2 separate regions of the Homo sapiens genome follow, and region 1 is linked to region 2. Evidence: read pairs that join two places in POLR2A ChIA-PET (ENCODE). Cell type or tissue: HCT116. All regions are shown on one strand. Each heading gives the region's core, and the rest is flanking DNA. Links, peaks and the distances in the headings are about the cores only.

Region 1 (2,916 bases), core at 138-2,637, 88 kb before region 2:
GAGGTAATGTAAATTCTCAGAATAATTGTGAGGTTTGATCCCAGAATAACAGCTGTGAAGCTAGTCTAGAAAATAATCAAGGTCAGAAGGGAGACAATCAGATGGCTCCCAGGTGTTTCCAAGAAGACGAAATTGATAGACTACCTAATATGCCCGACTATGTAGTAATGAGAAAAAATACACTTCTAGGGGAGAATTTGGTTATAACTTAGTGATAATTATATTAAAACAAAGTAAGAGAAAAATAAAAACGAAGCTTGTATTAACTTTAGGAAAAACAAAAAGTTGTATAAGAAAGGAAAAGTAATCATAGCACGTGTATAAGAATTTATATAATCATAATAATATACTTATTACTAATTTAACTGACATAACTATATTGGGATAATGGATAGAAAAGTATGTGTGATTGGGGTATGCTGGGGGTTGGAGTAGTTGAAAGAAATAATATATCTTTCATAGATAACACCTACATTTTAAAAAATCAAGAAATAGCAGTATATGCTAGGCACAATGACTCATGTCTGTAATCCCAGCACTTTGGGAGGCCAAGGCAGGAAGGAGGATTGCTTGAGCTCAGGAGTTCAAGACCAGCCTGGGCAACATAGGAAGACCTTGTCTCTATTAAAAATAAAAATAAAAAAATTAGCCAGATGTGGTGGTGTGTACCTGCAGTCCCAGGTACCTGGGAGGTTGAGGTAGGAGAATCACCTAAGCCTGGGAGGTCGAGGCAGCAGTGAGCCATGATCATGCCACTACACTCCAGCCTGGGCTACAGAGTGAGACCCTGTCTCAAAAAAAACCAAAAAAACAAAAAAGAGAAATAACAGTAAAAGCATATTATTTAGAAGAATTGAGACAAATGCAAAAGAAATAGCTAAAATAGCTAAAAGTTATTATGGGGGCGGAGGGGGGCGGTAGAGGAGGCAGAAATTGAGGCCTAGGGAATTGATTTTTTTTGTTTTGTCTTGTTTTGTTTTGTTTTAAGGCAGGGTTTCACTCTGTTGCCCAGGCTGGAGTGCAGTGACCCAATCCCAGCTCATTGGAACCTCTACTTCCCAGAATCAAGTGATCTTCCCACCTCAGCCTCCCAAGTAACTGGGATTATAGGCATGAGCCACCATGCCCAGCCCTGATTTTTTCTTTTTTTGTAATAGGCCTTGTAGAGCTATTTGACTCCTAAACTATGTACATGCCTAGTTTTGATTAAAACAAACATTCCAGCACAGAGGCACCTTGAGGCTTAAGAATTTGAAAGATGCAAAAGAAACAATATGATAAATCAATACAACACACATTTATACACCAGGAAAAAAAAGAAGAAGAAAAGAAAAAGGAAAAGAAGAGAGAGTTTGAAAGGACTTAACTCTAAAACACGAGGAACAAGTTAGAAGACTCGGTAGCATGGAAGCAAGAGAACATGGATAAGAGTATGGGCTCTAGGTTCCAATAATCCCAGTTTACGCTCTGCTGTGTACCAGCTGTGTGACCTTGAGAATGCTGCGAAGGCTCAGTTTCCTTATTTGTAAAACAGGTATAATAATAGTCCCTCTCTATGAGAGACTGTGAGAGTAAAATGAGATAAGCCTTTGCACAAAGAAAACATTGGAAAGTTTTAGCTACTATTAATCTCTTGTTCCTTCATTTTCTCTGTGGATTAATAGACATTAAATGGAGGACTAAAAGGGAGTCAGTTTAAGGGAAAATCTAAACCAAAAATCTGAGATGATACACAAACTGGAGAACCAGCATCCGAGTACCTGAAAACTGTGATTGTTATGTTATCGCTTCAGCAGTGTAATTGGTGAGCCAATTGCCTTAGAGTTACAGCTATTCATGCCTTCCTCTGTCCCCTTTCCTTTTCTTCTTCATCCTAACCATTGTCATTATCATCATCTTTTAATGCTTACTGAGCATTTCATTCATTCAGCAAATATTTATTGAATGCCTAATGTGCTTCTTTTAGTCTCTGATTCCCATGTGCTCAGCTGATTTAGCTACATTATTTAGACAACAGGTTAAGACTATAGCTATGGAAAGGAACAGTTTTTCTGCAACAAGAAGTAGGTGTGATCAGTGACAAGTAAGGAGGCAAATTAATCTAAGAGCAACCACAGGGCATCCAACTCTCACAGAAGGTCATTTTCCTCTATAACTAGTGCAATTCTCCTTCCAAACACCATTCCATTTCCCTAATCTGGTAATCACAAAATGTGAGTTTTCGAATTAAGTTTTTATGTTATTCTAAATACGCCTGGCTCTTCCTTGAATTCTAGGGAACAAGTTTCTTTTTGTTTTCTTGTTTGTTTGTTTTGAGACTGAGTCTTGCTCTGTCACCCAGGCTGGAGTGCAGTGATGCGACCTCGGCTCACTGCAAACTCCGCCTCCCGGGTTCAAGCAATTCTCCTGCTTCAGCCTCCTGAGTAGCTGGGATTGCAAGCACATGCCATCACGCCCAGCTAATTTTTATATTTTTAGTAGAGATGGGGTTTCACCATGTTGTTCACGCTGGTCTCAAACTCCTGGGCTCAAGCAATCCACCCGCCTCGGCCTCCCAAAGTGCTGGGATTACAAGCATGAGCCACCACACCCAGCCAGAATATAGTTATTTTTGTTGTTGCTTTTGTTGTTTTTTCTACCCATCACTCAGAGATATAGCCATGGCTGAGGCATTCTTTTTTTTTTTTTTTTTTTGAGACAGAGTCTTGCTCTGTCACCAGGCTGGAGTGCGGTGGCACGATCTCGGCTCACTGCAACCTCCACCTCCTGGGTTCAAGTGATTCTCCTGCCTCAGCCTCCTGAGTAGCTGGAACTACAGGCGTGCGCTACCATGCCCAGCTAATTTTTGTATTTTTAGGAGGGACGGGGTTTCACGATATTGACCAGGCTGGTCTCGAACTCCTTACCTTGTGATCC
Region 2 (2,916 bases), core at 183-2,682:
GGTGTCTTTTCCTCTTCTTAAAAGGATACGAGTCATATTGGATTAGACCCACTGTAACTTAAGCACTTTAAAGACCTTGTCTCCAAATACAGTTACATTCTGAGATCCTGGAGGCTGGGACTTCAACATGTGAATTTGGGGGAAACACAGTTCATCTTAGAACAAGGGAGATCCACCACACATACACACACACACACACACACACACACACACAGACACCCTTTTATTTCCTCTTTTATCAGAAAAGTCCTTATTTCTCTTTCCTCAGTACAGGGCATGTCTCTTAACTTTGATTATTATTCTCTCTCTCTTTGTCTTTTAAAGAGATGGGGTCTTACTACATTGCCCAGGCTAGAATGCAGTAGCTATTCATAGGTGTGATCATAGCACACCACAGCCAGGAACTCCTGGTCTCAAGTGAAGGTCCTCCTGTTTAAGCCTTCTGAGTAGCTGAAACTACAGGTGTGCACCACTGTGCTTGGCTCCTAAACTTGGATTCTTGCAAACTGTAGCTCATACTAAAGCTATGTGGTCCAGCTGTGGCACGTCAAGCTCTTGATAAATAAAAGGAGCTGTTAGAATGTAGAAAAAGTCCTCAAAATTGTCGTTTTATTACACACATACACACACATACACACACATCAGTTTTGAGGTTTGAAGCTGAATAGTAAATGACCTTTTTTCCCTTTAACAACCATAATTTTCCTTGAGGCAGCCTATGCCTTTAGTTGAATGGGGAAAAGGTCATATGTCAGAAAGGAGGATGAGAAGCGTATTACAAAAAAATGCTTTTTGGGGGAAAATTTTGGAATATAATAGTAGTCTCTCTTATTCTTGAGAGGTTTGAGTAAATTGATTAAAATTCTTAAAACAGTGCCTACTACATTGTTATTCTACAGCTACTTCCTTATTTCTTTTCTGCCTTTTTTCCAGGATGGGACTCTGTCTGTGTTCCTGCCCAAGATCTGGTCCCAGCCCTAGCCTACCTGCCTCACCCTTTGCTCCTGAATGTCTGACTGTTTTTGTTATTTGCTTGTTTTCAGTTTCCTGGTTCATTTCCAGTTAGGCTTAGTTGGCTCCTCCCATAGGTGTCTTAGCTGACTCCCTAGAGCTTGCCTGTTCTTCTGTAATTTGAGTATCAACCTTCTACAGTTCTAATATGCTGCACATGATAATTCCTGCCTTTGCCTCTGCCTCACCAGCCATAATCTGGCCAACTTTTAACTGTAATTTCTACCTCAAATTATTCATAAACCAATCAAAACTGATAACTCTTCCAAACGATATCCCTTTCCTACCTTCTTGGTTCCTATAAATGATGCCCATGCAACTGTTATTTAAGACTGAGGTTAGAAATTTGGTGTTGTCTTTGATTCCTTCAGTGTATCATATTGAGTGCTTCAACATGCAGAGGAGTTACTTGATCGAATTAAAAAAAACGTCATTCTGACTGCAGAATAGAGAACTTGGCAGATCCCTAACTAGTCCCCTTTCCTTGGTCTCCATTTCTTTTTGTCAGTTCTCCTGTGAAGCCAGCCTGAACTTCCTCAAACCTTATTTTCAGAGTGGCTGTATGACTCACTGACTACATCAGGTTAGAATTCTGCTGTCTCATCTTTAAGGTCTTCCATAGAATGGCTCTAGCTACCTTTGTCTCCCACTATCTCCTGACCCAAATTGTATTTCAGGCTGATTGTTTTGCTTACTTTTGCCTTCCCACCTGCCTTTCTGTGTCATGTTAATTCCTGTTTCTGTGCCTTTGTTCCTGCTGTTTGACTCTTAGTTTCTTGCCTCTTTTCTGTATATTTATTATACCAATTTTTTTTTGTTTTTTTTTTTTTAATTGAGGCAGAGTCTTGCTCTGTCGCCCAGGCTGGAGTGCAGTGGTGTGATCTTGGCTCACTGCAAGCTCCGCCTCCCGGGTTCACACCATTCTCCTGCCTCAGCCTCCTGAGTAGCTAGGACTACAGGCACCCGCCACCAGGCCCAGCTAAATTTTTTGTATTTTGAGTAGAGAAGGGGTTTCACCATGTTAGTCAGGATGGTCTCCATCTTGATCTCCTGACCTCATGATCCACCCGCCTTGGCCTCCCAAAGTGTTGGGATTACAGGTGTGAGCCACCGCACCTGGCCTTTTTTTTTTTTTTTTTTGAGATGGAGTCTTGCTCTGTTGCCCAGGCTGCAGTACAGTGACGCAATCTTGGCTCATTGCAACCTCCGCCTCCCGGGTTTAAGCGACTCTCCTGCCTCAGCCTCCTGAGTAGCTGGGATTACAGGCACGCACCACCAGGCCTGGCTAAATTTTTTTGTATTTTTAATAGAGATGGGGTTTCACCATGTTGGCCAAGCTGGTCTCGAACTCCTGACCTTGTGAACCGTCCACCTTGACCTCCCAAAGTGCTGGGATTACAGGCATGAGCCACCACACCTGGCCTATTCTACCAATCTTTTATCCAGCTTCTGATCCATGTCCACTATGAAGCCCCCTGGGACTTCTGACCTGGAATATGCTTTTCCTTCTTTTCTTTTTCTTTTTTTTTTTTTTTGAGATGGAGTTTTGCTCTTGTCGCCCAGGTTGGAGTGCAATGGCGCGATCTCAGCTTACTGCAACCTCCGCCTCCCAGGTTCAAGTGATTCTCTAGCCTCAGCCTCCCAAGTAGCTGGGATTATAGGCACCCACCACCATGGCCGGCTAATTTTTTTTTTTTTTTTTGTATTTTTAGTAAAGATGGGGTTTTACCACATTGGCCAGGCTGGTCTCGAACTCCTAACCTCAGGTGATCCACCCACCTGGGCCTCCCAAAGTGCTGGGATTACAGGTGTGAGCCACTGCTCCCAGCCATGCTTTTCCTTCTTTATACACCATTTACATTTATTGTTTGAGCTTCATTAACTTATTTTGTTCATTTTTTACTA

The links. Peaks named below come from ENCODE experiments on the same cell type or tissue, not always from the same donor. Only the 100,000 strongest peaks of a DNase experiment are listed, where the experiment ranks them.
Region 1: POLR2A ChIA-PET joins it to region 2 with 7 read pairs; 6 of 35 experiments call an interaction of 5 or more read pairs at or near these places.

The regions. Positions count from the first base shown.
Region 1 is chr15:44,207,918-44,210,833 of GRCh38, forward strand. No RefSeq gene overlaps it. Among named protein-coding and RNA genes, the nearest start is that of FRMD5, 14 kb to the left of the region's middle. In HCT116, for the core only: no CTCF peak of the experiment used is centred there; no DNase peak of the experiment used is centred there; H3K4me3 peaks cover 171 bases.
Region 2 is chr15:44,295,735-44,298,650 of GRCh38, forward strand. The region is part of intron 1 of GOLM2 (golgi membrane protein 2); the gene reads left to right. Among named protein-coding and RNA genes, the nearest start is that of GOLM2, 8.5 kb to the left of the region's middle. RefSeq lists a silencer at 317-611. In HCT116, for the core only: no CTCF peak of the experiment used is centred there; DNase peaks (open chromatin) are centred at 1,087 and 1,577; H3K4me3 peaks cover 1,149 bases; H3K27ac peaks cover 1,875 bases.